Regions from separate parts of the Homo sapiens genome. Here all the other regions are linked to region 5. Evidence: chromatin loops called from intact Hi-C (ENCODE). Cell type or tissue: CD4-positive, alpha-beta T cell. All regions are shown on one strand. Each heading gives the region's core, and the rest is flanking DNA. Links, peaks and the distances in the headings are about the cores only. Region 1 overlaps OR52E4 (olfactory receptor family 52 subfamily E member 4). Region 2 overlaps OR51L1 (olfactory receptor family 51 subfamily L member 1). Region 3 holds the start of OR51D1 (olfactory receptor family 51 subfamily D member 1). Region 4 has its middle 5.0 kb from the start of OR52M1. Region 5 holds the start of LINC02749 (long intergenic non-protein coding RNA 2749). Region 6 overlaps OR52K1 (olfactory receptor family 52 subfamily K member 1).

Evidence for each region. Peaks named below come from ENCODE experiments on the same cell type or tissue, not always from the same donor. Only the 100,000 strongest peaks of a DNase experiment are listed, where the experiment ranks them.
Region 1: a loop joins it to region 5, with 4 times the contacts of the local background. A loop is called at or near these places in 3 of 110 quality-filtered maps.
Region 2: it touches region 5 in a loop (9-fold over the local background); 46 of 110 quality-filtered maps call a loop at or near these places.
Region 3: a loop joins it to region 5, with 3 times the contacts of the local background. A loop is called at or near these places in 20 of 110 quality-filtered maps.
Region 4: it touches region 5 in a loop (7-fold over the local background); 81 of 110 quality-filtered maps call a loop at or near these places.
Region 6: it touches region 5 in a loop (11-fold over the local background); 101 of 110 quality-filtered maps call a loop at or near these places.

What each region holds. Positions count from the first base shown.
Region 1 is chr11:5,881,875-5,887,267 of GRCh38, forward strand. OR52E4 (olfactory receptor family 52 subfamily E member 4) reads left to right here. Exons shown (of 2, transcript NM_001005165.2): 2 at 2,345-5,205. The coding sequence starts at 2,419. The coding sequence ends at 3,357. All of the region lies in intron 2 of LOC112268071 (a long non-coding RNA gene), which reads right to left. Among named protein-coding and RNA genes, the nearest start is that of OR52E4, 3.9 kb to the left of the region's middle. In CD4-positive, alpha-beta T cell, for the core only: no CTCF peak of the experiment used is centred there; no DNase peak of the experiment used is centred there.
Region 2 is chr11:4,999,750-5,005,086 of GRCh38, forward strand. OR51L1 (olfactory receptor family 51 subfamily L member 1) reads left to right here. Exons shown (of 3, transcript NM_001004755.2): 3 at 1-5,337. The coding sequence ends at 181. Among named protein-coding and RNA genes, the nearest start is that of OR51L1, 7.6 kb to the left of the region's middle. In CD4-positive, alpha-beta T cell, for the core only: no CTCF peak of the experiment used is centred there; no DNase peak of the experiment used is centred there.
Region 3 is chr11:4,633,945-4,639,337 of GRCh38, forward strand. OR51D1 (olfactory receptor family 51 subfamily D member 1) reads left to right here and starts at 3,533. Exons shown (of 2, transcript NM_001004751.3): 1 at 3,533-3,809. In CD4-positive, alpha-beta T cell, for the core only: CTCF peaks have their summits at 3,153 (motif pointing right) and 3,353; a DNase peak (open chromatin) is centred at 3,127; H3K27me3 peaks cover 218 bases.
Region 4 is chr11:4,537,491-4,542,883 of GRCh38, forward strand. No RefSeq gene overlaps it. Among named protein-coding and RNA genes, the nearest start is that of OR52M1, 5.0 kb to the right of the region's middle. In CD4-positive, alpha-beta T cell, for the core only: a CTCF peak has its summit at 2,255; a DNase peak (open chromatin) is centred at 2,311.
Region 5 is chr11:4,185,013-4,190,405 of GRCh38, forward strand. It overlaps LINC02749 (long intergenic non-protein coding RNA 2749), which reads left to right and starts at 2,140. Exons shown (of 2, transcript NR_047550.1): 1 at 2,140-2,192. RefSeq lists silencers at 2,635-2,824, 4,452-4,677. In CD4-positive, alpha-beta T cell, for the core only: CTCF peaks have their summits at 2,721 (motif pointing right) and 2,930; DNase peaks (open chromatin) are centred at 2,119 and 2,709; H3K4me3 peaks cover 1,033 bases.
Region 6 is chr11:4,491,123-4,496,515 of GRCh38, forward strand. OR52K1 (olfactory receptor family 52 subfamily K member 1) reads left to right here. Exons shown (of 2, transcript NM_001005171.3): 2 at 1-2,375. Among named protein-coding and RNA genes, the nearest start is that of OR52K1, 11 kb to the left of the region's middle. RefSeq lists enhancers at 1,958-2,207, 4,024-5,223. In CD4-positive, alpha-beta T cell, for the core only: CTCF peaks have their summits at 2,319 (motif pointing left) and 2,518; a DNase peak (open chromatin) is centred at 2,199; H3K4me3 peaks cover 266 bases; H3K27me3 peaks cover 288 bases.

The sequences.
Region 1 (5,393 bases), core at 270-5,269, 1.7 Mb after region 5:
AGTAAATGGTTTAGCAGGTTTTCCAGCCATGTCTGAAAAGTTTTAAGGTCCACAGAAGACTTCTGTAATATTCTACTACAGTCAGCAAAAAAATAAAAATCCAACAAAGTAAAAAAAATCACAAGTTCAAAATGTGAACTTTGGTGAGCACAATAAGAGAAAAATTGCTAATTGTTATGAATTTGTCTTTTCAGATGGACTCCAGTAGGGATCTTTGTCAATGTGCATATCTAGAGAAGAACAAACTTAATAATTTGCCCTCAAAAAATGATCTTGAGGTTATTGGCCATACACTGTCTGCTACTGTGGCATATAGTTATAACAGAAAGAAGGCAAGAATTCAGGTAAAACTGTGAGAGGGTGGATGTGCTGGCAGCTTTGAATTTTACTGTCAGAGAAGCGTCCTCTTTGCCATCTCCCTGGGAATGTTTTTCTCAGCTGGCAAAGTATCATGTTGAGACACAGCCACCCTTAAGATTGGGCTGACTCTGGACTGTAAATCTCACAACACATCATCCTAGCTATTTCCTCAGACTCTCCCAGGTGAAATCACAAAAACCACTGCCCTCTGATTTTTCAGCCTGGCATCTTTTCCTCAATACTGGCAAACATTATGTTCTTTTTTCAATTTTCTCTCAGCTTCTCGGGGACCAAGAAATGCTCTTGTTCTTCTCATACAGAATGGGGAATTATTAACTCCTTTGCTTGTGTACTTCTGCTGTAAAATAGCTACCTGGCAAAGTTACAGGACAACTGATGTATGCAGCCACGTACATAATAAAACATGATTTCTCTCTCTACTCCTATCTCTCCAACCTTCTCCGTCTCTCTCTCTCTCTCTCTCTCTCACTCTCTGTCTCTGTCACACACACTCACACACAAACAAAAGCACACTTATTACAAACCCCAACTCTGATTCAATTAAATGCTGAACAACTGGGAACCAACATTCATGTGGCAGTTTTGAGAGTATTACAATGATTACCCCTGGTTCTCAACTCTTAGTTGCAGCTATTCTCTTTGTAGAAATAAGGCCAGTACATGCATAAATATTATACAATCCAGGTTACATTAGTTGCTACAGAGTTGTACAGTGTCTTTAGGGATGCAAAGTTAAAATAAGGTAATTTTCCTTGTTATTGTCAAGGAATCAATGAAGAGTCCTTAAAACATTTTAATTTCAATATTAAAATTTGCTAAATATTTGATCTGTTTACACCTGAAGGTAGGCACAATTTTGGGACATGGGAATTTTTTTTATGTTACTAACTGATGTTATAGATTGTAAGGAAGATAAACATAATTTGGCAGATACACACAAGGCATTTTATTGGAAGGATATCAGGGAATCAGAATGACAGGATCTTGGAGAAACTGGATTGTTCATGAAGATTTAGAAGCATCAAAATTAGTAATTAATCCATAATAGAAATGCACTTATCAGTTTAGCTGAGTTAGAACCAGGAAAGTTCTAACAGAGACTGATTAACTACACTTATGTGATGTCACTGTATAAGATCCTTACGTTTATATTATAATAAAACATAGAAAGTGGTAGACAGTAGTACTTCTCCTTTGTACTAGGAATCTTTGTCTCATCTAGAAACTATTGAGATACTCAGAATTTTAGTTTCTCTGAATTACATCCATAATATTTATATTATTAGACATTAGAGCAAAATTTAAATATTTAATATTAAAATAATATTAACAAACTATTATATAAAACATAATTTGGTACTTTTTGTTAAAATCACTGTTTTTCAAGAAATTAGTTGTAAAAATGGTATCATTTTCCTTTGCAAATATTTTTATTGTCTAAGTTAAGATAATAGAGCTGAAATCTCACAACATCATTTACAATTTCATTTAATCTGTTATGGTAGCACCTCATATAACCTCTGGAAAATTTCACTATGTACTTATGAGAGAATGAGAGTGAGAATGGCTAAAAATTTTCTATTATAAAAATAGTTTTGAGCTTGTGAACTTCTGGAAAGGTACTTAGAAAACCCCAGAGATCTCAAGACCACACTTCAAAGAACACATGGAATGGTGATTTCCCAAAAAGTAAAGAAGGGCTACTTAGGAAAGTAATGGAAGGGAATGCCGTAATATAAATATGCATTGCATTATGAAATTTTTCCCATTCTTTCAAATATCTCAAAGATTACAAAACATAAAGCCATAAGCAATATTGCCTATGATGGATCTCAGAACAATAATCTGTGTTGAGAGGCTTCCTCGATTATCCTCTGGAAAGAAGTGAGTCTTGAATGTTTGTAAATTAACCACCTATACCATTACCTCTAGCACACTGATAAGAGTCTTTCTGTTTCTTCAGGAACTTGACAAGAGAGGACCTTAAAGAAAGTGAGATCCTTCATACTTAGGAATTCAGTGACACTTGCTGGGAGAATGCCTTCTATCAATGACACCCACTTCTATCCCCCCTTCTTCCTCCTGCTAGGAATACCAGGACTGGACACTTTACATATCTGGATTTCTTTCCCATTCTGTATTGTGTACCTGATTGCCATTGTGGGGAATATGACCATTCTCTTTGTGATCAAAACTGAACATAGTCTACACCAGCCCATGTTCTACTTCCTGGCCATGTTGTCTATGATTGATCTGGGTCTGTCCACATCCACTATCCCCAAAATGCTAGGAATCTTCTGGTTCAACCTCCAAGAGATCAGCTTTGGGGGATGCCTTCTTCAGATGTTCTTTATTCACATGTTTACAGGCATGGAGACTGTTCTGTTGGTGGTCATGGCTTATGACCGCTTTGTTGCCATCTGCAACCCTCTCCAGTACACCATGATCCTCACCAATAAAACCATCAGTATCCTAGCTTCTGTGGTTGTTGGAAGAAATTTAGTTCTTGTAACCCCATTTGTGTTTCTCATTCTGCGTCTGCCATTCTGTGGGCATAACATCGTACCTCACACATACTGTGAGCACAGGGGTCTGGCCGGGTTGGCCTGTGCACCCATTAAGATCAACATAATCTATGGGCTCATGGTGATTTCTTATATTATTGTGGATGTGATCTTAATTGCCTCTTCCTATGTGCTTATCCTTAGAGCTGTTTTTCGCCTTCCCTCTCAAGATGTCCGACTAAAGGCCTTCAATACCTGTGGTTCTCATGTCTGTGTTATGCTGTGCTTTTACACACCAGCATTTTTTTCTTTTATGACACATCGTTTTGGCCAAAACATTCCCCACTATATCCATATTCTTTTGGCTAACCTGTATGTGGTTGTCCCACCTGCCCTTAACCCTGTCATTTATGGAGTCAGGACCAAGCAGATCCGAGAGCAAATTGTGAAAATATTTGTACAGAAAGAATAATTCTGTATTAAAGTTTGGATAAATATATCTATATACAACCCAAATTATCATCATCTGAGCTCCCTTTTTAATCTTCTGTAACAGTTGGTCATGCTTGTCAGATTTTTTCCTTTTGACTGGAAGTGCTTTAGTGTTGACAGATAATGCAAACTTAAAACCTTTGCTGCCTGTTTCCCCTACTTCTCTCCAAGTACCTGGACAAAGGTTAGAGATTAATGGAGAAGGTAACTATGCTGAAGGTTGAGGTGGCTTTGGAGTAGAACTGCTTGTAAACAAGGGTGATAGGTAGCTCCATTTTTTTCCATATGTCTTCTCTCTAGGTAAGTTTAGATCCTGAAGGATACTGATCAAATAAATCTCATTTTATAGATGAACAAAATAAGCTGTAATCCAGCAGTAGTGTCCGTTTCATAGCTTTGTATTCTTTACAGAATCCAAAATTTTGTTGTTCTTCTCCAAAATCTTTGACTCCCATGTTTATTTTAATGCTCTCTCAGTCTTGCTGTTACTGCCATTTTTGCTCCTTTCCTTCTTTCAGATTCCTGCTCTCTCTCTTTTTGTGATGGTTAATACTGAGTGTCAACTTTATTTGACTGAAGGATACAAAGTATTGATCCTGGTTTTGTCTGTGAGGGTGTTGCCAAAAGAGATTAACATTTGAGTCAGTGGGCTGGGAAAGGCAGACCCACCTTCAATCTGGGTGGGCACCATCTAATCAGCTGCCAACGCAGCTAGAATATAAAGCAGGCAGAAAAATGTGAAAAGACTAGATGGGCCTAGCCTCCCAGGCTACATCCTTCTCCTGTGCTGGATGCTTCCTCCTCGAACGTCGGACTCCAAGTTCCTCAGTTTTGGGACTCAGAGTGGCTCTCCTTGATCTTCAGCTTGCAGATGGCCTATTGTGGGACCTTGTGATCATGTGAGTTAATACTTAATTCCCCCTTTGTGTGTGTGTGTATGTGTACACACACACACACACACACACACATATATATATATATCCTATTAGTTCAGTCCCTCTAGAGAACACTGACTAATACACTTTTCTTTTACATTCGTTCTCTGATAAAGTAAGTCTTTGTGAATTTAGGGATATGAGAGACTACAGTGTGGGTATTACGGAGACATGTTTTCTCACTTGAAGCAAAGTCATTTTAGATGTGACTACTTGTATGTGTCGCCTGTCTAATTCTAATTCTCAATTCTATCTGACAATTTCCCTTCAGACAAAATATATAAAACTTATGAGACTTTATAAAACTTAGAAAAACAATTAGGCTCAAGCTATGGTAAGCACAGGGCCAGACTTGATATCGACTTCAAAATAATATCATTATAATTTATTAATCCTGTAGATCTCCAATATTTAGTCCTATTTTCAAACTTCAGATATGGCTGGAGAATGTGGTTTGCTTTAAAATAGATAAAAGAGACATTGAACTGAAATTTGTGACTTATCAGGGTACTCATGCTTCAAAATCAGAAGAAGTCTCCCTCATGTTCTATAATTTAGAACCACTGTGTAGTTTGTATGACAATATACAAAATACTCAAAAGTACGCAGATAACGATTTTAGGAAATGGGGGCGGATATAGCCAAGTAGACAAGAAAAGCAACATCACCTATTCAGTATCTGTGAATCTGGACAGTTCTTGGTCTTAACACTGGCTAAGCACAATTCCTGAATTCTATAGTATTTTGTAGATTTTCTTTAGGTCTGTATGCATGGGTTCTAATTTGATTTTTGCAGCTTCTGCTTCATGTACTTAACATTTTATGGGAACATAGGGTTTTAAATGTGGAAATACATTGAAACTTGATCTATTCCCTTTGTCTTACAAATAAAAAAAACTGAGGTCTAAAGAAAGCAGGTATTTGTGTGCATAAAATATACCCATCTTTAGCATCATTCTCATGTAACAAGTGAAGGAAGATCACTCAGATAAATCCTTTTGACTACAAATTCTTAACTCTTGCAGGAGATTTAAGTAGGAAATATTTTATTTATACGTGAGAGGCTTCATCATGGGTCCCA
Region 2 (5,337 bases), core at 1-5,000, 810 kb after region 5:
AGTTATTGGGGTGTCAATGGTCCATCGCTTTGGGAAGCATCTGTCTCCCATAGTCCACATCCTCATGGCAGACATCTACCTTCTTCTTCCCCCAGTCCTTAACCCTATTGTCTATAGTGTCAGAACAAAGCAGATTCGTCTAGGAATTCTCCACAAGTTTGTCCTAAGGAGGAGGTTTTAAGTAACCTCTGTCCTCCAACTTTTCCACTGAAAATCTCATGGAAGCTGTTTTAGTATATGAAAAGTAAAATATCTGGGTGTTGCTCATCTGGTTAAAATCCTAATTCTTTCACTTCTTATACATGTAATTTCAGTTAATCTTTAACCAATATGAAACTCAGGATTTTTTTGGACAAATTGTGACAACTATGGCCTTACGTTGTCCCCAGGTCATTACAAGACTTATAATAGAAAATGTATGTGCTAAGTCAAGTTTTTTGAAAACTATACAAAATTATTAATGTTATTAAGTTGTCATTGTTGTTAATGATAACAGTATTTTCCTTCTTAAATGTAGCTGTGTTTATATTGTTTCTCATGTTAATTATCTAAAACTCAGAAATCAATCTCTATCTCTTTTACTAGTACTGCTGCACGTATTTTGTTGTTCATGCTACAATGTCATAACTGTTTATGAAAAATTTGAGTCCTTAGGGCAAGTTTGGAACTTGAGTTCCTGACAGGATTTTGACCTGCTGCTGTGGCCATTTGCTATGTACAAGTTCTAATCTCATCACTTAGTGATGTGTCCTTTCTCTCATTGCTATTCTAGATCTATCAGCTTCCTCAATTTGCCAGCAAATACTGAGTTAGATACATGGGAGTGTTACCAAATATAGTTTCAGTTGATGCCACTTGCAAAATCATATAACAAGAATGAAGGTGGTAAGAAGAATGTTACTATTCCAGAGCTTAGTGATGAGAAAGGGCCAGATTTGTACTGAAAGGAGACACTTCAGCATTCTGGGCAGAAAGCAGGGTTTTAATAAGAGAAATTTTGGTATGCAGGCCATGCAGAAGGCACATAGACTTGTGGGGTCTATAAGGCTTGCTCACGGATGTTTATCTTGGGTCATCTGGTGGGTCATCCAGTAGTCTGGCCAGTGGGGGAGAATTTGGTAGGGTGCTTGGTTTGTTTTAAGACTTGGTCTATGGAACTTCTTTTTCTTTCTTTTTCTTTTGAGACTGAGTCTTGCTCTGTCACCCAGGTGGAAGTGCAATGGCGTGATCTCTGCTCACTGCAACCTTCGCCTCCTAGGTTCAAGCAATTCTCCTGCCCCAGCCTCCCGAATAGCTGGGATGACAGGTCTGCGCCACCATCCCCAGCTAATTTTTGTATTTTTAGTAGATGCGGGGTTTCACCATGTTGGGCAGGCTGGACTCGAACTCCTGACCTCAGGTGATCTGCCCACTTTGGCCTCCCAAAGTGCTGGGATTACAGGCGTGAGCTCCCTAGACCAGCTGGCCTATGGAACTTCTAAGAAAACGTAGAGTAATATAAGGAAGTCGTGCTTGCAGGTGGTTTGGCCAGTGGAAAGAAAGGAATGTAAAGGTCGTAATTGCATTACTAAAGAGCAAAATAAGAGGTGACGGAAAAGGGGAAAAATTGTAAAATATACATATATATTTTAAAGAAAATGGGGTACTCAGTTACAGGAATTGTTGAAGAAAGCCTGACAGTACATGTCTAACCATCTGGGCAATTGTGTTGACTCTGTTCAATACTATAGGACAGGATTTTGTGTCTTAATTTGTGAATGGGTTAAGAGTTGTGCACAATCTCAACCCTCATCTTTTAATAATACTTTTACCTCTTGTTCTACATGCCTGTGTGGATCTGTAGTATTGTGTTTTTAATCAATTTATTTTTGATAACCCATTACTTTTTTCTTTTTCACTAGAATGAACTACAGATATGTTTTTATGGGTGATATTTTATTATTTCATATAAATTCACTTTCTTTTCAGCTGTATAGCACACTTTTTGAATATGGGGCCATGTCTATTACCTTATCACAGCACTATACAGCTGGTCTTCCCCAACAATCATGAGTACTCATTAAATAATTGAAATAACTATTATAGTTATTGCTGTTAGTACTGTGGATATATAAACAGCAAAATGCATAACGTTAATGTTAAATAATGAATGTTTAATAGTGAAGATACATAGATAAAAGGTTAGTAAAATTAAGTGTAATCAATGGTATTATTGGAACAGGTACCTTTTATAATATTGATATATTAATAAGTGGTCAATTTCACTTGAGGATTTAAGAATCAGTAATCAGAGTAGTTGACACTTTCACTGTGCATTGTGAGTCAAATTCATTCTTGACCAGTTGAACACAGTTGGAAATAAAGTGGCGTACCAAAGCTGGCACATAAGAGACAATTGTGCATATCTTGTTCTGCTTTTGTGCTCTGTAATGTCATATAGGTTAATGAAATTGGTTATGATGGAAGTATTTAAACCACAGAAATTGGTAAACATTATATATCAGGACTTGAAATTTTTTCTTAGAGAGGAGGTGGTTAAACACTTACCAACACATCACTGGGAAAGGTATTCTAGAAAGAGGAGGTAACATGAAGAAAGCAAAGAGGTTAGAAAGAGTATGTGTTAGCAACGTTCTTCAGTCTAACTTAAAACTTACCCAAAGCATTTTGCATTTCCTCCCACAAAAAAAGGGCTCTGACATGGGCTATGATGGACAAAGATATGTAGTTTCAGCCCCATTTCAATGAAAGACTTGTAGCCCCAGCTGCTGGCAGTAAGTCCAGTAGAAAGCCTTCAATTTTTTTTTTTTTACCTTTTCAGGAATTGCCTCAGCTGGAGAAATGAGCCTTGCCTGGGGTCATCCACTGACACATTCAATGACTAATGTAGAAAGTTGGAAAGGTCTGGCCCCTTCAGCCCAGTGAATTTCACTGGGCAATTTTATATCCAGGACTCCCCGTGATGTTGGACAAGGCTATCTTCAGGCCTGATTCACAGGTCAACTTTTCCCTCTGCCCAATCCTACCCACTTTCATTCCTTTTCATTTAAGATGATTATCCCAGGGATTCTCTTATTAAACAAACTGCACACTAAATTTTACCTCAAAGTCTGCTTCCCAGAGAACCCTGAAATGAGAAGTTCTCAGAAAACCTGTGACGTAAAGGTGTTAGGGGTGGCTAATATCCAAGTCTCATGACATCAAATATATTACTGGTGGAAGGTATTCAAGTTACCAGTGGCAAATCCATACGGGTCTGCAGCAACCTCAATTTTTGCCTCCTCAGAAGAAAGAAATTGACTGAGGGGCATAAGGCAGAGAAAGAGATCAAGGCAAGTTTCGAGCAGGAGTGGAAGTTTATTTAAAAATGCTTTAGAAGAGGAAAAAAGGAAAGTACGCTTGGAAGAGACCCAAGGGTAAATTGAAGGACAAGTGCTGTGTTTAACCTTAATCCTAGGACCTTATAGTCTGGCGCCTTTCCCGTGATCCTTCCCTTAGAGTGGGCTACCCACATGCACAGTGCCCTCCTTACCCTTAGGAAGTGAGCATGCACAGTGTGTTTAGGAAGTTGTACACGTGCCCATCTGAGGCTTTCTTCCCTTTCTCGGTGGTGTGCCCTCAGAAGGTCATACTCCTTCATTTTGTCTCTTAATGCACATGTCTAGAAAGTTACTTCCTTTTGGCATCTGCATTCTATTAGCAGTTTAGTGCAACAGGTGTGGACCATCAGGAAATGGCCTCTCCCTGGCGCAGGCTGCCAATTTATCACTTTTAGAGAGGCAATGTGATAATTGCCCAACCATTGCCTAACATTACTAGTGGGTAAGCTAGAGCCCTTTCCTGCCCCACTCATGCCTAACTACCTGTAACATAGAAAGATAAAATAAAATTCTCAAGGATTCCTTTTTTTCAGGCAGATGAAACAGGATGAGAATTCAAGAGCAAATATCCATGGTTTTTAAATCTCTTAAGTTTCAAGCGGAAGATCAAACACAGTGTGTAAGCCTGGAGAACTAAAAATAACCTATAATTCAAGTTGACATTGTGAGATGTATGTATACAACCATCTTCTACAATCTATGTACTTTCTTAATAGTATGTCTGATGACTAGAAATGTTCTTAATTTTAATTAAGTCCAACTTATAAATTTGCTTTTATGTTTAGTGCTTTTGTGTATTTTTAAGGAGATATTTGCCTATTCTGTCATTCAGGATCCAGTAAGAAGACAAAAATCACACAGTAATTTGAATAGAGTTTATAAATACAAATACTTATTAATTTCATAAGGAAATCAACTTTAAAGAAGGTAAAGACAACGCTGAGTAATACCCTAGAGCTAAGAGAGAATATTGAAAGAAAAAACAAACTTGGAAAATGGGGAAGGTACTCCCCAAGCCCGAGGTTGAAACTTCATTTGAGAATGCATAGTCTTAGCATCCTGGATGCCAGAAAAGGTCATTACATTGCATGTGTTTAGAAAGACACTTCTGTGGGGTATAGGTGAACCAAGGCTGAGAGACTAAGATTCCTTTTCAGGACTGAGTAGTAGGAAGCACCAGGTGAGCTGAGGCTTGTAGGCAGGGAACTATAGTTGGCATTGGCAAGCAAATGATAACCCCCCTTTGAAGTACAGGTGGGCAGCAAATCACAGTTTGGACTGACAAGCTGGAAACACCCCTCCAGGGTCCAAATAGGTTATTTGGGAAGCCAGTCCCTAGAGTAACTGCAAGACTCAGTAAGAGTCTAGCCATATGGGTATTGTTGAAATTTGATAGGATGAGTATTACTAAATATTTCTCATTACACGCCTCTGGTAGAAGAGAGAGAATAATCAAAGAGAAGTACACACGAACTTCTCTTACAAGTGTCCCTGCGGCACCCTCTGCTGGCCAAGTTTAACATCATGAATCTGTGAAGGAAAAAATGTCCATTGAGCCCAGTTCCATTGTTGCAGAGTAAGCAATGAAGTCTATATTTGAAACTGGGACAATAAATAAATAACTGACACATTTGCTGATATTATCAATGATGTCCTTCTGTGTAATTTTTGAAAGTTGTAAGGCTTTCCTTTTGATATTTCTAAATACAACACATGTAGAATTTATTTTTATGAATGATGAGGTAAGGTCAAGGCATATTTTTTGATATGAATACATAGTTCAGTCAGAACTATGTAAAAGAAAATAAAAATTGAAGGACCCCCCAAACTTGTGCAGAAGTAAAGACTAAGTCCTGAAGCTGAATCATTGCAACACTCTCTTCCACATGAATAACTGTTACTAACATTATATATCAGCCAGACTGGAAAGGTAAATGGCCTCAGGCATCTGGGAAGG
Region 3 (5,393 bases), core at 74-5,073, 450 kb after region 5:
GCTTACCAAATTTTACACAATCACCAATTAGGATATTATTGGGAATGTATTGATTCTATGGAAAAATTTGGGGGCTAAGTAGATTCTTCACATTATCGAGTTTTCCAGTTAAAAAGAATAGTGTTTTCTTCCATTTATTTAGGTCTTCTTCAGTGTCTTTTAAGGATGCTTTGTGGTTTTCTGTGCAGAAATTCCTCTACATTCTTTGTTAGATTCACTCTTAGACATCTGATTTTTCTGTTATTGTAAATGCTTAAAAATTTTATAAAGAAATACAGTGGAATTTTGTAAGTTGACCTTGTATTCAGCAATCTTTACATACTCATTTCTAATAACTTATCAATACAGTCTTTTGGATTTTCTACATATACAATCACTAATCTACAAATAATGACTAATTTCATTTTCTAACTCTCATATCATGTTTCTTTTTCTTGCTTTATAACAGGTTATTAACACAAGGAATCATTTTTATCTTTAGGTACCATTACACTCTTTCTTTTCATGGGAGGTTGTAGGGATTTGTGTGTGACACACATATCATTATCTCGTAACAAAAAACAATGGCATTGGTCATCTAAAAATGAAATTTGGATACTAAAGAAACAAGAAAACATCTTACAGGAAAGACCTTCTTATAGAAATAGCACCTAAAACAGAATCTAAATAAATGTTAGTTTTTAGAGGAGGGAAACAAAGAGGTTGACCATTCCAGATAAAACAAGCATTTGAGCAAATGCTTAGAAGAAGGTGTACAGATAGAGAACTTTATTTAAGGAACTAGAAAGATGCCAATGCAGGGCCGTATTGAGGGAGAGTTGAGGTGTCATGAGATGGGGCTGTCGAATTAGGCAAGTTCATATCTTTTAGGACCTCCTAAGCCATGAGTATATGTTTGGCCAAAGCTCTCCGTTATCCATTGGACCTTTAGCATTCCATTTACATTGAGTGATTTTTCCTCCCTTCTTTCCTTCAAAAAATATTGAAATATAAGTAGAGGGAAAACTATTATTTTTAAAGTCATACTTTGGGTCACCTTAATAAGATCTATTCTTAATACTGTAAAAAGAGAAAAAAAAATGAATGCTTGAAAAGTGCCTGTGGAAATTACGCCAACTAGGTACATAATGTTATTAATATTAATAATAATTTAAGCGGCCTGCCCATTAAACATGCCTCAGTTGAAGTCATAGAGTTGTGAGGTATGAGTGCAGATCAACAAGACCAATAATTTCTGCCTTAAGAGTGGATAGAAGAGGACTCTGTTCACGTTTCCTTTTATACATACACATTAGTGTCCACCCTCCCTACAAAGATACGAAGATATGTTCATAAGTATGAAAAATAATATCACAACGTTAAATGCTATCAGTAAAACAAAGAGAAAAAGGGTAAAGAGGTCCCGCCAAGATTAGGGGTCAAGAAAAGTCTTTCTAAGCAAGGGTGTTTAAACAGAAAAGGCTAAGAATTAAAACTGGGAATAGGATGAGTGTTTTTACCAGGGGAAAAATATATGTGAAGGCTGAAGGGTGAGAGAGAGCATGGCACATTGAAGATGTGGAAATATTTCGGGTCCAATAGGACTTATGTATGCAAAAAGGGAGGTAAAATGGTTGGAGATGGAGATGGAGAGTTGCACTGAGATGGCTTATGGAGTTCCTATGAGTTGGGTTCAGGAGTGTGTTCATTCTACAGGCAATGGGGAATTCAACTGTTCATTCTAAAGGCAATGGAGAATTGCCATGAACTGATATGTGTTTGGAAGATCACACTGGCCACAGCATAGACAACAGATTGGTAGGGAAGTTCTTCTGTGAGTCTGACCAGTGAACAAGTTATTCTGATGATCTAGGCAAAAGACTGTCTTGGCTTGGAATGAAGAAAAGGCAAAAAAGATGGAGAAAGATAATCAGACTCACAAAATAGATATCTAGTAGATAAAATGAACAGAACTTGGTGACTGATTGGATGTGGTTGGAGAGGAAGGTGAGAGAGAGATGGGGAGAAGGCAGGGATGATGATTTCTAAATTTTTGACATGGCCAACAGAGTGATTTATATGACAGGGAACATAAAACAGACAGGGAGCGGGGTCCGGATTGAAGAGCAGAGATGATGAGCTTAGTTGATAATGAAATCAATGAGCTTAGAAATGATGAGTTAGGTGTTGAGTTTGAGGTGCCTGAAGGACACCTATGTCCAATAGACTTTACCATATTTGGAGTTTAGGAGATTGGTCTGGCCTGCTTGGGTGATGAAAGCTACTGGACAAAGTAAGATTACTCATAGTTACTATATAGAGGGGGAAGACAGATTATCTTCCTGGGCCATAGCTACCAGTAATGTGAGGAGTAAAGGACAAGGAGTCTCTCTGCCAACTCCATCCTGTTGACATTTAGTCTCTTCTAGTTCCAAAATACACATTTTAAAATCTCTGTGGAGCTATAAATCCTCCCAATATTGTCCATTTCACTCCTCTGTTCACGTACAAATATCTTAAAAGGGTTGTCTACATCGACTCTCTTCATCTCTTCCTAACACACTCCTCACACTGCTTCACTCAAGATTCCATCCCCCACCCTGTTATCCAGGTAGCCAGTGACCTTTGATTTCAGTCTTTTCACTGCTTGATCTCTCGGCAGCTTTCTGAACTGCTGACCAATCTTCCTTGTCAATATATTTTTTCCTGTCTCTTTTGTGGCACTGTCTACTGGATTTCCTACGTCCTTGGCTCTTCCATTTGTTTTGACTAGTAATAATGAACACAAACATTCACTGGAGACTTGCTAGTATCTCATTTCGTTTTTCACATTAAATGCTTTCACACTAAATGCTTATAGTAGTCATACTATTAATAAATGGGCGGACCCAAGTCTGTTTCCTTCTAGAGCCCCATGTTCAAACAAACATGCCACACGGTCTCATTTCTGGAGGGACAGGACATCTATGATTAGCGACCCAAGGAAGAAAGGGTGGGCTTGAGAGGGTGAGAGGGAGAGCTAAGGGGCAGCGCAGAGTAGTGGAAAGAGCTCAGATGCTAGAGTCAGTTGGGTCCTTGGTTCTTAAAGGCATCATCCTCAGAGCCATTGCTCAGGGACGGCCACGAGGCTGAAGATCCCCTGTGCGACCACAAGGTGGCAGCATGAAGAAGCGAGAGTCCCTGACACAGCTTCGATCCCCTTGGGTAGTTAGTGTGTTCGGAGCGCTGGTATCCCTGCGTGCTTTCTGCTGAGTGCCCACCCCTCCATTCCAGCAGGTCCTCTCTTCCAGCCCCGTTATTCCTCTTCTCCTTTCCACCCCGCGACACAGCCTCCCTCTAGTCTCTTGAGCTGGGCTCAGAGGGATAGTGATAGAGCTCAGTCCCTTTGGGTAGGAGTCAGGGCTCAGCTTTCCTTGGGCGTCTGAGCAGAGCGTCAGTGCCAGGGAGACCCGACTCGTTCACTCTCCATCACTCTACACACTCCTGAGGGGCCCCAGAGAAGCTATAATTGGGCGGCCTCCATGCGCTGGGGAAGCACTGGTGGTGAGTGTAGCAGGCTCAGCCCAGGGAGGTTAGGCAACGGGAGGGTCCGCAGAGACAGGCACAGAAGGCTCATTGCATAAGGAAGCCGGGACTTGATCAGTCAGCTTGGCTGCTTGGAGAGGTCTTCTAGTGTACACCTTTTCCAGATCACAGTAGCCCGGTTCCTGGACCTTGTTCCTACACAGAGGAATTTCTTCAAGCCTGTGAGACCCGTTCCAAGCTTTGCCTATCCTTTGTCCCAGGACAGGACTCCTCAGTTCCTGCCTCCTACTCTTCACTTAAGCAAGGCAAGGGGAATTACTTTACCAGGAAAAAAATGTGTGTGAGTGTGTACGTGTGTGTGTATGTGCACGTGTGTGTTGTGGTGGTGCTGGTGGTGATTGGTGATGAAGAAGGAAACTGAAGCTGGGCTGGAAAGTTGAGTTAGAGGAACACTGTGAAGGGCCTTGTCTGCATACTGTGGAGTTACTAGTTCTCACTTTATCTGGAAAGCTATGGGAATCACTCCTAACTTGCTCAGCAGGAGCCCCAGGTGTCCAGTTTTGCTGTTTAGATGGCAGTGGTGTGGAAGGTGGTTTGGAATAGACTAGGTTTGGAGGCAGGGAGGTAAGTTGGAAGGCTCTTTTTATAATCAGGGCAGAGTGGATAATATAATTAAGTTGGGAGGAGGTGTATTAAGAGGAACGGCCCCAATAATTAATTGGAAAAGTTGAATTGCATGTGGGGGTGAAAGAGGAGACGGGTCAAGATGAGACCAGCTGCCCTGACTTGGGTGATGTGGGTTCTGAGCAGTGGCATTCTCTGAGATCAGGAACAGGTTTGGAAGGGGTCCCTGTTAGAGGCAAGATGAGTGGGAGGCCCATAGGCTATCCAGGTAGAACTATCAAGGAGGCGGTAGGTTATATGGCTGAATCTCAGGACACAGGCTTAGAACAGTGTGGTCTGTAGAGAGAAAGAAGTTGAGCCTGGGACGTTGTGTGATCACCAGGGAGAGTAGGTGGAGGGAGAGGTGTGTGTGCCTGTGAACACTGTGGAGTAACAGCAGCAGCACTGGCTGATTTTCTGTTCATGTCTCAGCTGCATCTGATTTCCATGACATGCTCCTCTTGCTGAGCGCAACCTGGGACTGACTCTCACCTGGGGCTTGAGAGATCTTGATGGCAGATGCTGCTTATTGTTCGTTTGGGAGCTGGAAATGGAAATGATAGTCCCTCTTCATTCACCTCCCTGCCCCCAAGAACACCAGAACAACTTTCCCCAAAGTTCTCTGATTTAAAGCACAAATTTCCTAGGGGAAAGGGGCTTATCGTTTTTTGTTTGTTTATTTGTTTTGTTTTGTTTTTGAGTTGGTGTCTCGCTGTGTCACCCAGGCTGGAATGCAGTGGGGGTGATCTCGTCTCACTGCAGCCTCTGCCGCCCAGGTTCAAATGATTCTCCTGCCTCAGCCTCCTGAGTAGCTGGGATTACAGGTGCGCTCCACCAAGCCTGGCTAACTTTTGCATTTTTAATAGAGGCAGGGTTTCACCATGTTGGCCTGGCTGGTCTCGAACCCCTGACCTTGCGATCTGCCCACCTCGGCCTCCCAAAGTGCTGGGATTACAGGCGTGAGCCACTGTACCTGGCGGGGCTTATTGTTTTTTAAAAAGATTTCCAAAACCTTGCCCTGGCAATTCTGATTTTCTGGGCCTGGAGCAGGACCTGGAGGGATGGTGTTGTCAATTACTTTAGATGTTTCTATCAGGAAAGTTTGAGAAATGGTATTCAGGCCTAAACACAAACCTCTCTTGAAATCTCATCCCAGACTGAGCCCCTGCTCCCTATCTTAAATTAGATTATAGTAGGTCTTAAAGTCAGCTGTAGACTGAGCCTCT
Region 4 (5,393 bases), core at 213-5,212, 350 kb after region 5:
GGCACATATACACCATGGAATACTATGCAGTCATAAAAAAGGATGAGTTCATGTCCTTTGTAGGGACATGGATAAAGCTGGAAACCATCATTCTGAGCAAACTATTGCAAGGACAGAAAATCAAACACTGCATGTTCTCACTCATGGGTGGGAACTGAACAATGAGAACACTTGGACACAGTGTGGGGAACATCACACTCCGGGGCCTGTTGGGTGGGGGGATGAGGGAGGGATAGCATTAGGAGAAATACCTAATGTAAATGACGAGTTAACGGGTGCAGCAAACGAACACAGCACATGTATACATATGTAACAAACCTACATGTTGTGCACATGTACCCTAGAACTTAAAGTATAATTTAAAAAAATGAAAGTGGGACTGAGGAGGTTCAGAAGTCAGTTATGGAGTTGAACGGTTTGTCTGCAGAGTCTAAGTCTTCTCCATGGATACCAGAAACTGGGATGAAGTAGAAAGCTTATCCAGGTAGAAAAATCCTCAATGATGTTCTTCCATAAGTTTCAACATGTCTTTAAGTAAGGAGGAATAAAAGGGTGACATTTGCAGCTAATGCCATATGGTCATGAGCTTTTGACAAAAGATGGAAGAACAAAACTCTGGAAACAGTAATAAGTAACCCCAAACTTATCTGTTTTGTATTGAGGTGCATGAGACAGAGATTGACCACCATTGAGGGCTAAGAGTAAGTACTGTTCTTGATTAAAAAGCTCCCCCTTCCCCCACTGTTGTAGTTTTGGAATGTTTGACATTTTATAAGTATTTATGGAAGAGTTCCAGAAAGTTGAGAACACAGTACACGCAATGTAAGGAAGATGTAGAATTTGAACCTAGGGCACACAAACCCAAAACTTTTGCTTTTAACCACTGTGGAAATCTTAGGCAAATTGCTTAGACTGTACTTCACATCTCTGATCTGAGAAGTGGAGATTAAAGAAGTTCACATCTCATTAAAAATTAGCTGGGTGTGGTGGCATGTTCCTCTGGTCCCAGCTGCTTAGGAGGATGAGCTTCAGCCCAGGAGGTTGGGGCTGTGGTGAGCTATGTTCGTGCTGCTGCACTCCAGCCTGGGCAGCAAAGTGAGGCCCTGTTTCAAAAACAGTTGTTCTCTCATAGGGTTGTTCCTGCAGAAGGTAAACTCACAAAAGCAATCAGACATTACATAAAGAAGACATTTGTATATACGTTTATAGCAGCCCAATTCACAATTGCAAAAATGTGGGACCAGCCTACATGTCCATCAGCCAACAAGTAGATAGAGAAAATTGGTGCGTATACATACATAATATGGGATACAACTCAGCCAGAAAAAGGAGTGAAATAATGGCATTTGCAGCAACCTGAATAAAGTTGGAGACCCTTGTTCTCAGTGACAGTAATTCAGGAATGAAAAACCAAATATTGTATGTCCTCACTTATAAGTGGGAGCTAAGCTATGAGGATGCAAAGTCATAAGGATGATATAATGGACTTTGGGGACTCCGTGAGGAAGGATGGGAGGGAGTGAGGAATAGAAGGCTACACACTGGGTCCAGCATTTACTGCTTAGGTGACAGGTGCACCAAGTCTCAGAAATCACCACTAACCCATGTAACCAAAACCCCCCGCTTTCCAAAAATTATTGAAATAAAATAAATGAGACTTAGGAATGGAGATCGGGGTGAAAAAGGAAGTCTAAAGATTTAGGCATAACTTGGTCAAAGACAAATCTTGTAAGTGTCAGAACTGGCACTGGGGCTGTGGTCTATACTCAACCATGGCAGTATACCACTTCTGTCATGGACAAGAATGAGCTCAAGTTTGATCTCAGAGCCAGAATCCTGGATGTACTTCTTGTGAGGCTGGGAAGGTGGCTTTAAGAAAAATGCTTTCCCTATTATAGCATCAGTATTCCCATTTGAGGGAAATTCGCAGGCTTCAGAGATGTATATAAGTCCCTCAGTTGGTATTTATATCTCCATGTACTCCAATTAAGCATCTGGGCTAACAAGTTTAGAATTTTATTCTAGAATTGAACATGAACAATGTTTATTTCAGAGAAATTATAACACTGAACTGATAAAGTTATAGACTGAGAGTCCAATATTCAATATTCAACTTGTTGTTGTTGGTATTGTGTTGGTCTGACTTTTCATCTTTGATTGACCCACATATGGGAGACCTAGCTATAAAATAGGATTGAATGGGAAAATCTGAGTAGTTGCATTCAAATGAAGGTTTAAGATATTTAACGACACCAAGCTCTATGTTTGTGTTGCAGAGCCCCGTCAGCCAGTGGCATAATCTCATTTGGGGGCCAGGGTGCCCTCTCCTGGACAGTGTTAGAATGGGGACAGTGTTAGAATGTCAATGTTTGCTTCTGATTCAGATCTGTTTCCAAGACTGAATATGTATCTCTTCTGTGTAACTTAAGATATTTTCCTATAGTGAAAGGTAACACTTTTTCCTGCACATCTGAGGCATATCTCCCTTAAGTTGGAACAATGAGGTTTTGAAAGTTTGTGCATCAAATTAAGGGATGAGGACTTACTGTAACCTTAAGGATAATTCAACAAGTACGTTGGTTTATTGGCTACTTTTAGTTTTCAAATGTTGTACAAGGCATCCAGATACAGAATAGACAGATACTAAGTTTGTCAAAGCAGAGTTTATCCACTGGAGGTGGTAAATGCTAGATATGAATCTGGATATGAATTTCAAAATCTAGATATGAATCTGTATAGACTGACAGCCAAATAAAAAAGTAGGACTAAGGGTACAGCATACATGCAGGATAGAAGGATCCTGTATATTTTGGCCACTACCAGCAATTTCACACAGAATGTAAAATGTAAGCTTGGGGAGCAGGTTGCAAGCTTCTGGAAGTTCCCAGCTTCTCCCGAGGTTCTATAGAGTTAGAACCCTCTGAAAGGGGAGTGGAAGTGAAAATGAGATCCTTCACATAATGATTCTACTGCATTAGCCCCCTTCCCTGACTATATTAGCTCCTAGCCTGAAAGAGAAGGTCAGGTTGTATCTCCCAGGCTTAGAGCTAGCCCTTCCTGAAGACACAGGGACAGCAGTAATGTTGATAATGCTGTTTAAGCATTTGTCATGTTTGTCTTACTAGGCCCTTCATATGCAATATCCAAGTTATAACTACTATCCAAACAGATTATTCAATTTATGCTTGAAGAACTGGAAATGATGTAACTTGCTTGAGGTCACATAGTGAGTATGTAACTGGGCTAGCTTTGCAAACTCAAGCCTTTGAAGCTTCAGAGGCCATGCCTTGTCACACATCCTGAAGTGTGACGCTCCAACCCATGAACATCCTATTGGAACACTTGAAGAAAAAAACTGCTTCTTCAGTTTTTCACTGAGAAAACGGATGTTAGAGAAGGTTTCATTCAAAAAGATGTGAAGGAGATCTACCATTCCACCCACAAGGAGAGTCCTTTCCACAATATAAACTGGAGTGGGGGAAAAATCTCTTCAGTATCTAATTTTGAAGAGTTGCTATTCAGTTGTCTTAAATAATTTAGGACCCTACCATCACCCCCTAATACTGTGAAGAGATTAGACTTTAGACAGATAGGGGACTGGAGTTCAGCCTGAGTCCCAGGAAACTCGTCCCCACCCTGGGAAGGTCTTTGATTTCTACTTGGTGTCCCTAGAATAGCTGCAGATACTAGGAAGGCCAGATGCAAGAAACAAGGGGACTTGGATACAAGGGATTATGTCTCAGTTAATGGGTCTGTTCCTTCCTTCTGGACCAACCCTGGCATGCCAGGAACAGCTGTATCTTAAGTTTAGATTCTGTGCTCATCCTTCTAGGACAAAGCCTGCTATTAACTTTCTATATTGAGGAAAGTGGGGAGGGCTCAGATCCCAGATGGAATTCCCTAGACACCTGAGCAGAATGCTTATAAGTGCAAGGTCTCTGAGGCATTTGTAGAGCCCCAGGCTCTTACTGACATGACCCAGCCCAGGTAAGAACATCTTACAAAGAATGATATAGAAAAAGAATAGGGGTCATAGGGAGGAGTTCCCAGCTTAAGAATGAATAGACCTTGGGCAGTCAACTTAGCTCATACTCCTTTAAGTCTAAGGCAAGACTCAGGAAAGGCATTCTCTGGGAAGGGGATTTAGAATGGGTAGAGTTCCCACAGAGCCACAAACAAGGAGACTGATGAAGCCTCTAGTTCACTAATGACAATACAAGACCTTTGAATACATCACCATGTTCTTTAAATTTTATTTTATTTTATTCTTATTCAACAGAGCCAGGTACTGTGCTAGCACATGACTTCTAGTAAGACAGGCAAGATCACCACTCTATTAGAACTTATTCTGTTTGGGGAAAGATACATCAGAAGACAATTCAGAGAACTATTCAGACAGTACAGAAATAGGGCGTGGAACCAAGAATCAAGGCAAGGTTCATTAAAGTGGATATCTAAGCTATGGCAAGGTGAACATGTAAGGATTCACTAGGCGAGAGAGGAAGGAAGAACGTCATTTCAGTATCAGGAAAGAACATGTATTCTTCTCAGAAGCAAAAGGACATGTTGCAGTTGGGAAACACAAATGCAGTCTCACTGGACGGTAGTAAGCAGGATGAGGAATGGTAAAAGCCATGGCAGGTTATGGTGGATGTGTTTGGATGGATCACTCAGATGAGAGGTTGCTTTGCAGAATGCTTATGCTCATAGCATCCTTGCACAGAAGCTGCAGTAGACTACTGTATTTAAGGTATGAGAACTGCTCCTGACAAATGAGGTATGAATTAAAGAGCTACTCTCAGTGTTAGGATCTTAGGGGAAAAGACAGGGGTCAAAAACTTATCCCAAGAGTCGGTCCTCCCCATGTAGTAGCTGAAGTGCATCTCTCTAGTCAAGGATATGCTCTTCAGTTTCACAACATGTTCCCAGAAATGAATAGGAAGAGATGAAATGGGGGTATCCATCAAGAAACAGCCCTGTATGTTGTCAGGTATGAGGAAGGAAAGCGAGAGAAGATAAATTCTACCTTCTCCAGAGTTCCAGGTCAGTCCAGAGGGGACATCTGACATGGCTGGAACAAGGTCTGTGATACCAGAGACACCTATTGGATTTCATGAAAAGTCACTTCCTCTTGTGTCCACAATTCACCAAGCAATTCAGATCACAGATGAGACCAGTTCACACTTGGTCTCATCTGTGATTTGTGCCTGTAAGTTCCTCCTATAACATGATCTCTGCACAAATCTAGAAGGGAGCCATTTGCCAGGGAAAAAGTGAAGGGATTCAAATTGCATTAGAAGGAAAGATGGACCCTGAAACAGCTTTCTCACTAATATAGGAGGGGTAATAGCTGTACTTAGGAATCTTGGCAACAGAAAAATCCACTTGGTTGA
Region 5 (5,393 bases), core at 285-5,284:
GGTGGACATTCTGTCTCCACTATTTACTAGGCATGTCTCTGTGCCTCAGTTTCCTCAAATGGGAAAACACTAGTAATTACATCATATGATTGTTGTGTTAAATGAGTTAGAATCTATATGAAATGTATAGAACATGGCCTAGTGCAGGCTCTCAATAATTAATATCAGCTATCCTTCTGGTTATGATTCAGTCATTCAGTCAGCAAACATTTATTGAGCTCCTACTGTGTGCTGAGCTTGGTAGTGCTAGAACCTGGGGATATAGCAGTGAAGAAGACTGATTTTTGGAACTCAGTTTTGTGAAGGTGAGGGAGACAGACACATGAAGCCATAATTTCAAGACCAAGGATTTGGCAGGCTGAGGTGGGGTATAAGCAGGGGAATACAGTGGAGGGGCCTTGATCCCTTCTAGGGGGAGGGAGGCACAGTCAGGGAAGTCTTCTCAGAGGAGGCAGAAGCAGAAGTAGGCATTGGGCCCTGTGCAAAGTGCTTTATATCCAGGATGTTAGTCTATCCTCACACAAACCTGTGAGGTAGATGAGGCGCTCTTTTTACTGAAGAGGAAACTGATGGTTATTTGTCTAAGGTCACTCAGCCAGTAAATTATTAGGTCAGGGTCCAATCCAGGGTTGTCTAACCCCAAATTTTGTCCCTTTTCTTTTTCTATGAGGGTGTTTGTGGCGGTGGTTATGATGGACAGATGGGGGAGGAGGTCCTACGCAGACAGGAGGCACTCACAGGAAATTCTGGCTTTGCTGATGAGGGTGCAAACCTGGGGTTTCCTTTCCGTGGCTGGTACAGAGGCAGGATACCACAGTGGGTACCAGGACAGGCCCTGCCCCTGGCTGCCTGGGTTCCAACTCACTTACTATTAGTGTGGTCTAGAGCAAGTCACTTAACTGCTCTGTGCCTCAGTTTCCTCCTCTGTGCAATGGGGATAATGATAATGGCAAGCACTTGCGTAGCACTTGTAAGGGCTTTCTTTTAAGGATTTTACATCTATTACTCATAGGATCCTCAGATTCTGTGTCTTTTTTCCTCAGATGGCCATAATACCTGGGTAGCTTTAAGGAATAAATTAGTTAATATACGGAAGGCACTTAGAACAGTGCTTGGCACATAGGCAACGCTCAGTAAATGTTAGTTATTCTTATTCAGCACCACAGAGTGGAGTCCCAGGAGGCTACAGACAGAATTCCTAAAAATAATGAAGATGATTATGATAACACTAGCAACAATAAAACATGCCCTCATAGTTTTACAGCACTTTTTAGGATACAAAGACTCCCACAGCTATTGTTTCATCTGAGACTGAGGAGACAAGTGTGTCTAAAAGTGTACACAGAAAACACTTTTTAAAAAGACATTCTTATTAGCATCCTGTGGGATGTCTTTTTTAAAAGTGTTCTCTGTTCAAATAAGTTTGGAAAACACTGAATCAAACCAAGTTAAACACTTTTCTTCTTGGAGAGACTCAAGCTCACTAAACGTTGTCAGACCCCACAAAAGCAGAGGGAAGTACAACATGCAGTGTTTCCCCAAATTATTGGGCCATGAAATCCTTTGTTCTGAGGAGTTGTGACTCCTGGAAGACACTTTCTCAAACACTGGGGTAGGCCGGGCGTGGTGGCTCATGCCTATAATTCTAGTGCTTTGGGAGGCTAAGTGGGAGGATCACTTGAGACCAGGACTTTGAGACCAGCCTGGGCAACATAGAGAGACCCTGTCTGTACCAAAAATAATTAAAAAAGAGAAAACACTGGGGTAAAGAGCTTTGGCTTTGTCACTGGCTGTGTGCCTTCAGGTCAAGTCATATGAATCTAGGCCTCAGTTTTCCCATATGTAAAATGGGAATAAACGTACACTCATGATGGGGCCATCAGTGTTGTAAGAACTAAATGAGGTCACTGGAGTAACGTACACAGCCTAATTCCTGGCAAATGGACAATAAACGTTAGATTATTATCGCCGTGACACCCCTATGAAATAACACCATTATTTTCCCCACCCAGATGGGGAGCTCAGTAGGTAGCTCCGGGGCCCTTCACTTTAGTGTGTCAGTGGAGCACCCTCACATCCCAGGCTGGGCGCCAGAGGGCGACTGGCTCTTTCCCTTCCCTCCCCATTCCCTTTTAAAGATGGATGAGGCCTCGGTTCAATGAGGGCCCCAGGCAGGGGACGGCCACACCCAGGTTTTTGGAGGGGCCGGGGAGGGCGCGTTCGGGGATGGCACTGGGAGTGGGCAGGGCTGACGCCCCTTTGCCCCCAGCCCGGTCTTCCTCTACGGCGACTTCGCCGCGGGGCAGTGCGGGGAGGCGCTCAGTGTAGAGCTCGTGGGGGCCTCCGCTGACAGCGGGGCAGGGACTGGGAGAAGGGCGGCGGCGGAGCAGGTCGCGGGCTGGTGCGGGGCCTGGGGGCACTGCCGAGCCTACACTGCGGCGGCCGCGGCGGCGGCGGCAGCGCGACAAGTTGCCATGGCCCGGCTGCCGCAGCTGCCCTCCCAAGGGTCTCGTTAGCTCTGCTTGGCCGGCCACCGCCGACTCGGCCCTAGGGACCCCGGCGACCTAGCAAACAGCCGATCCGCCGGGCGCTGACGAGGCTCGGGGGAAGAGGGCGGCAGTCCAGATGGCGCGCAAGTGAGTGCCAGGCCGCGAGGATTTGCCGCCGGGACCCAGGGCGCACTAGCTAGGTGCGCCGCCCACCCGCGGCCTCACGGGGGCGCCCGAGTCCACTGAATGAGCCCGGCGGGGCCGACAGCAGCAGTCGAGCGCGGGTGCGCCACTCTGACCGCCGCTCGCTGGTCTCATTGCCGGGGCCTGAGCGGGGGCTGGGGTGGGTGCCAACGAGGAAAGCACAGTTGATCTGCAAGTTAGTGGGCGGGGAGCCAGTAGGGAGGGACTGCGGAGCCGCGCTGGTCCTGATTCTTCCTCACTCAGCTATTTTAATAGCAATGAAATCTTGAAGGAGTGCTCTGAGGCTGATAGAGCTGTAGGAAAAGGTCTTGGGCGTTCAGATTTTTGGATGCTTCGTATTTTTCAACTTTATTATCTGGCAACAGTCTTTAAAACTCAATGACCAATTCCAGTTCTAGCCTTAAACCCAATTAATCCTTAACTATGAAAGCAGCATCCTAAAGTCTACTTTCACTTGTTAGCGGCATCTGTGGAAGTAGCCGAGGGTCTCAGGCAGTGCAGTAGCTCTCTGAATAGCCTCTCTTTCCTGAGAAAGGGAGCCTCAGCTGCTGTGCCCACCAGGCCTGGTGGGAGCGTGCGCTCACTGCGTAATAGAGCAGGGCTGTGCTTGTGAGGTCCCTTTGGCCCAAACTGTGCAGGATCTGCTGCCTGCCTTTCCTTTTTGTTGTATCGTTATTGCTTTGGCCCAGAAAGCTCTGATGCTACCTGCCTGCAAATAGCTCATCTTTACTCAATACCCGGGTCCTCACCCCTTTATACTGTGCCCCCTCTGGACTGTGATGCCTGATGCTTGTGTGGTCAGATTGCATTGACAAGAGATCTCTTCCTTGTCTTATAAGGGCACTAATCCCATCAGGAGGGTCCCACCCTCTTGACCTAGTCTAAACCTAATTACCTCCCAAAGGCCCCACCTCCTAATACCTCATTGGGGGTTCTGGCTTCAGCATAGGAATTTGGGGGGGCACAGAAGACTTTAATCCACAAGAGATGGGTTCCTGACAGTAGTAACCACTCCCCATCCACCCCTGAGTGCTGGTAGTCAGGGTCACGTTAGACTGGAGTGGTATAGAGAAGACTTCACCACTCTGTAGAAAAAGGCAAGAAGTCTTAACTGAAAGGGAAGTTTCTGGTCCCTTTTTCAAAATTACCTCCCTGGCTCTTTAAAATGCTGTATTTTATAAAATGTTTTCGATTTCCCTTTCAGATGTGCAGGCCAACCTCAAGGTGTGGGTTGCTTAGATTACAAAGGAACTTGAATTCTTTCATGTTTTTGTTTAAAGTATCACTATCATCATCTAAAGCCAAGATTGGCTGCTTTGAGGACCTTTTCTGAACCGTGTACTAGGATAATAACTCTGAAGGAGACTGTTCTTGGAAAAGGCTGATGTTGGGACCTTGCTAGCCATTTTGGAATTAGGGAATGAGGTGTATTGGCATGAGCAGCAGCACTTTTGTGGCTGTCAGGCAGAGATTTTCTTTTCTTTTTTCCTTTATAAGTCACCCAACCCAAATTGTTATCAGGCAGATATTTTTATAGGGGTAGTGGGAGGCAGTTCCCAAGTCCCCTGTCCCTCTCTGCACCTAGTCTACCCTCTAAGATTGCAACCATCATAGCATCTTCTTACACATTACAATGCAGTAAACTTGGGCACATTGAGCACCAGTCATGGCCGCTGTGTTCCTGAAGGTACAGAAGTGGCACTGGGGCCAGGCTGCTGTCTGGAAAATGTTAGCCACTTTGGTGGTACTGCCCTTCCGACACCGCCTCCTCACCTCCCCCACCCCTACACACAAAAAACAAGACAAGTAGAGCAAACAAACCACTTCTCCAGGTAGACAGACCTGCAGGTCTGCTCATGGTGACCCTCTCTTTAGCCTGCATTGTTTCCAAGGCCTTCAGCTGGCCTATTGTTTGCTAAGGGCCCACACCTTGGCAGGAGCTGAAAAGAGAGGATTTCCTTTTGCTCAGGGGAGGAGGGTCTGTCCTGGGTTTGCAGAGATAGGCTTCTTGTCTATGCTGCTGAAGAAAACAAACTAGACAGGAGTCAGATGTGGGCTCTACCTTCTTGCTCAGTCTCTAATTCACTGTGGCCTTGGGCAGATCAGTTCTCCATCCTTATTAGTATCTTGGGTGGAATACTCCTTAAGGAATCTTTCAAGTATTGAGTGCCCCCATGCCCCCACCACCTTCCACAACCAGGCCTAGGTGAGGCAGGAAGGAAGAAAAGAAAGTCTGGGTGCAGAGTGTGTAGTATGCCTCACAGTACAGCCTGCAGGAAGGCCTTGGATAAGAAAGGCTGAGTGATATTCCAGGGGGTGGGACAGAACAGAGTGTGGTTTGGGTGGGAAGATGACCTGGTGAACCTCAGGTTCTCTCAAGGCTTTACAGAGGTGGGAGCAGGGCCATGGGTAGGCTGGCTACAGTATCCCTGCTGAAAGGGAATACTTGTTGGTACAAACTCAGCTCTTGGGGCAAGGATCATATGAACTTGCGGTCATGAAAGTGTAAGTAGGGTAGAAATATGAGGAAGGGAGAGGCACTTGGTCATGGCCAAGGCTGGAGTGTCATTAATGTGTGGGGGTTGAGGAAGCAGGTCACAGGATTGTTGGATGGCTCATTCTACAGTCTTGTGCCCTGGGAGCCCCTCATGTGGGAGACAGGTGGTGGATGTCAGGAAGAGCTAGAGGTGGGAAGGGTAG
Region 6 (5,393 bases), core at 72-5,071, 310 kb after region 5:
TATTACTGTCCACCAATATTTAGTCTCCTGTCCTTCTATCATGGGTAGGGTATTTCCTTCACTCCACGAATTTTAAACTTTGCTGTATGACTTGATTTGGCCAATGAAATTTGAGTAGCCCTGAAATGTACTTCGAGAATCAGAAAGTTTATTAAAAAAAACAGATGCTAGTGAGGTTGTAGAGAAAAGGAAACACTTATATACTGCTGGTAGGAGTGTAAATTATTTCACCCATTATGGAAAGCAGTAGGTGATTCCTCAAAGACCTAAAAACAGAAATACCATTTGACTGAGTGATCCTTTAGTGGGTATGTACCCAAAGGAACCTAAGTTGTTCTACCATAAAGATAACATGTATGTGTACATTCACTGCAGCACTATTCACAATAGCAAAGACACGGAATCAACCTAAAGGCCTATCAACAGTTGACTGGATAAAGAAAATGTGATACATATGCACCATGGAATACTATGCAGCCGTCAAAAAGAATAAGATCATGTCCTTTGCAGGAACATGGATGGAGCTAGAGGCCATTATTCTTTGCAAACTAAAAGGGGAATAGAAAAATAAAATACCACATGTTCTCACTTATAAGTGGGAACTAAACAATGAGAACACATGGACACAAAGAGGAGCAGGAGACACTGGGGCCTATTTAAGGTAGGAGGGAGAGGATCAGGAAAAATAACTATCAGGTACTACGCCTAGTACCTAGGTGATTAAAGAACTTGTACAACAAACTCCCGTGACACAAGTTTATTTATATAACACACCTGCACATGTACCTCTAACCTAAAATAAAAGTTAAAAAGGACACTATGATATTGGTGCAAAGATCGAATGGAAAGGAACAGAAAGACAAGAAGTTGCCTGGTCCATATAGACACGTGTTATTGCAGAGGTGTGTGATACATATGCACCATGGAATACTATACAGCCATCAAAAAGAAATAAGATCACGTCCTTTGTGGGAACATGGATGGAGCTAGAGGCCATTATTCTTTGCAAATTAAAGTGTGCATTAACTTTCCTGCTTTCTTTCCCCTCTGCTGCAAAACCCAGCAAAGTTCCAGTTAGAGGCTGTGACAAAGCCAAAGTCCACCCACAATGAGTAAGAAGTGTAAATGAGAAATTGTGTTTGAGCTGCTAAAAAAAAAAAATAAACTTTAAAATATGGCTGGAAAGCTTATCTTTCATTCTTTCCCTCTACCAGAAGAATAAGCGTATCACAGCCTAGACTCATGATGAAGATCCATGGAGCAGATGTGAATCTGACTCACTGCCTGTAGCATAGTCATAACTGACCCACAGTGTTCATATAACATGAACAAGGATGATTTTGTTGTTTTTGTAGTGAACCACTGAAATTTGGGAGTTGTTTGTTTCACAGCCTTACCCAAGGAGCACCAATTGCTGGAGTTGTGAGTTCTATCTTGCATTTCAACTCATGACAGCTCAAGACTGAATATTTAAAGGAAATACAGTCTTCTTACAGCATATCATAAAATTATTTCACTTATCTCTGCTTTTGTCTTTCAAACTCTCATAATGAACACTTCTTCAGTCAGTTCTACAAAAAGAAGCTCCCATACATACTTTTACATGATCTACTTATACTGTAGGGACCAGCCCTACAGGGTCTGTGAGTTTTTCCCCTTGTGTGCAGAGATGAGAGATCATAGAAATAAAGACAAAAGATAAAGAGAAGAAAAGACAGCTGGGCCTGGGGGACCAGTACCACCAAGATGCAGAGACCGGTAGTGGCCCCGAATGCCTGGCTGCACTGTTATTTATTGGATACAAGGCAAAAGGGGCAGGGTAAAGAGTGTGAGTCATCTCCAATGGTTGATAAGGTCACATAAGTCACGTGTCCACTGGACAGGGGGCCCTTCCCTGTTTGGCAGCCAAGAAGGAGAGAGAGAGAGGACAGCTTACACCATTATTTCTTCTATGCATTTCAAAGACTTTTAGTACTTTCACTTATTCTGCTACTGCTATCTGGAAGGCAGAGCCAGGTGTACAGGGTGGAACGTGAAAGTGAAACAGGAGCGTGACTGCTGAAGCACAGCATCACAGGGATGCTGGATGCTGTGGCCTCCAGATGGCTGTGGGTGGGCCTGACTAATGTCAGGCCTTCCACAAGAGGTGGTGAAACAGAGTCTTCTCTAACTCCCCCAGGGAAAGGGAGACTCCCTTTCTGGGTCTGTTAGTAACGGGTGTCTTCCCTAGGAACTGACTACTACTAGACCACAGTCCACTAGGTAATGGGTGCCTTCCCAGGCACTGGCATTACCGCTAGACCAAGGAGCCCTCTAGTGGCCCTGTCCGGGCGTGACAGAGGCTCACACTTGTCTTCTGGTCACTTCTCACCGCGCCCCTTTAGCTCTTATCTCTGTATGGCCTGGTTTTTCCTAGGTTATAATTGTAGAGCAAGGATTATTATAATATTGGAATAAAGAGTAATGCTACAAGCTGATGATTAATATTCATGTATCATCATATCTATAATCTATTTCTAGTATAACTATTCTGATTTTATGTTTTCTTTATTACACTGGAACAACTTGTGCCCTCAGTCTCTTGTCTTGGCACCCGGGTGGCTTGCCGCCCACATCTCCCCCCTTTTTATTAACTAGGATCACCATCACCATCATTGCTTGTCATTGACTTCGGACTTTTCCTCAGACTCTTTGGAGGCATCTGCAGGCTAAAAGTAGACAACACAAGCATGCCAATATTAATAATGCCAGGGACAACAATGATCCTCCAAGGGGTTTGATCCATTTAAAGGGATTAAGATCAGATAATCCTTTAGTTATTGTTTCAAAAATGTCTGAGCCAGGAACAGTGGTTAAATGAGCCTGTGAGGCCTCAAAAATTTGTTCCTAAGTTTTGAAATATCTAAGGTTAAGTTATCATCCCAGGCTTTTAAATGTCTTGAGACCTTTTCCCAGCTATGTTGATCTTTATTATAAGCATAAGGCGTTATGCAGTAATCAGAAGTATTCCAATCATGCTGTAATTGCATACAGCATTCCAAATTCGTAACTATCTCCCAGCCATATTACACTTTGGCAGAGATCATTAATTTGATTAGCTAATTTCTGATCAACTTGAGTCAGAATCCTAGAGTCTGGAGGAGTTTTCCTGCCATGCTTCAACATATTGAGCGGTTTGAACAGAATTGTGGGTTGCAACTCCAGTGGTTGCCGCTGTTGCAGTAACCAAAATTACACCTGCAATGACTGCAATAAGAGTAAAAATGAATCTCTTAGTTCTTTTGAAGATACCTTTAAGAACTTCATTGACTATGTGTATAGAGGGGGAAGACTCCCATGGATGATGTAAAGAAACTGGTATCCATACCCCCTCGCTCCCCAGCCCTTACCAAGAGAATACTTGTTCTGGGATTAAAAGTAGCATCAATGCACGTGAACAGCTTACAGTTATCACATTCTATAGTTTGTGTATTGGGAATGATAATTGTATTTCCAACCAACAGCATATGAGGGGGTTTGACACATCTCATGATAGGTATCACCCGTTTAGACATCAAGGTGATGTTGAATATGGGTGTCTTGGTATTAGTAGCAAAGAGTTGATAGGTAGTGTTCCATAGCCTTATTCCTGTCATGGCTGCAGCTAATTTCCATAATTCAGGATGTTCTGGGGTAACAATTGGATGAATCATTTTTGGTCTAGGAGGAATGATGCCTGTGTACATCAATTTAAATGGGTAAGGAGCTACCCATTCCCTCAACCTGTAGGACTGCCATCCGTCCTCTACATATTCTAACAAATAAACTCTGAGCATGTCATATTTTGGCTGGAGCAATTCCGCCAATAATAAATACCCTCTTGGAGCCCAGTCAACAACAACAACCGTAGGTAGAGTTTGGAACACTACGGGCTTTGAAGCATTACAATCATTCCATACAATTGAATTTACTAAAAAAGGTCCCTTTGTAGGTTTATTGGAGCAGTCTGGCAGTCCTTTTGTTATTTTTTGTGGTAACAGGAACCCTCCAGTCCTCATGTGGATTAAGTTTAACAATCATAAGTTGAAAAGAGTTGGTACTGAACACATTATGTACCTGATAAGAATCATTACTCAAGGATGGTATGGTCCACATCCAATTCTGATAAGAATAAGCTAAACAGCCAGGTGACATTCCAATGCACAGTGGTGGATATTTATAGCCGATTGACAAATTAAAGTGCACATCTCCTTCTGGTTGAGCTGGAAAGCTGTCATCATTAGGGGCTGGCATGAAGGCACTATTATTAGTGTAAACTTCTACTGAGGAGTCCATCCAGGAGACAGACTGAATTAAAGGGGGAAAAGGAACATATGTGCAAGAAGCATAATTTTGAGTTGCCCCAACTGCTGGTATACTCACCACTACACTGACTACCATAAAGGCAGCCAGAATTATATTACCTGTTTTTGGAATTCCTTTTTCTTGTAGTAATTTTTCCGTTTGATGTGATAAGACCTTTATTTGACCCCATGTTGGTGGAGTAGAATGACTGGTATTGTAGGTCACACGGTGAGATTGTGTCATAATGTTGAGGTCATGGAATTTATGTGTCAGGCGGCAAAGCTTGCCTTTCAATTTCTGACGTTTCTTCGCCTTTTGTTTCTGAGAGCTTTTTATCTTTGAAGTTATAGTGCAATTTCAGTTGCCGGGAGGGAACCCACACGGGTTGTTGTCCTTCTTTTGGGCAAACACAGCAAAACCCCTACCCCATGTTACCACAGTGCCTGATTCCTGTTTGTCAGTTTTGCATCTTTCCACCATACCCGCTTTTCCTTTTTGTGGATCAAATTTATTTCCAGTGAAATGTTCTGCTGCTGTAAAAGGTTGATTTCTTACTAAATTTAAGAAATTTAGTGTAAAAAAGCAGCACTAGTGTAGCCGGGGCCGTCATTAGTTTTTAGTTTCTCGGGACAGCCCATAACTGAGAAAGATGAAAGTATGTGTCGTTTAACATGAACCATATACTTTCCCTTGTTTGACAAGTGACCCAGATAAAATGAGAAAAGGTGTCAATAGTTAATGTATAAAAGAGAGTTTGCCGAAAGCAGGATAATGAGTCACATCCATTTGCCAGAGAGCATTTTGTGAAAGTCCTCTAGGATTAACTCCTGAAGAAAGTGGCTGTAACATTAACACTTGACAAGTAGGACAGTGATGTACGATGGTTTTAGCTTGTTTGCCTGTAAAGGGGAACTTTTTCCAGAGTCCTGCAGCACTGACATGAGTTAAAGCATGAACATTTTCTGCATCTGTAAAAACGGGAGCAACTAATGTATCAGCTTTGGCATTTGCTGCCGAGAGGGGTCCGGGGAGGGGTGTGTGAGCCCGAATGAGTAATGTAGAAAGAAGAC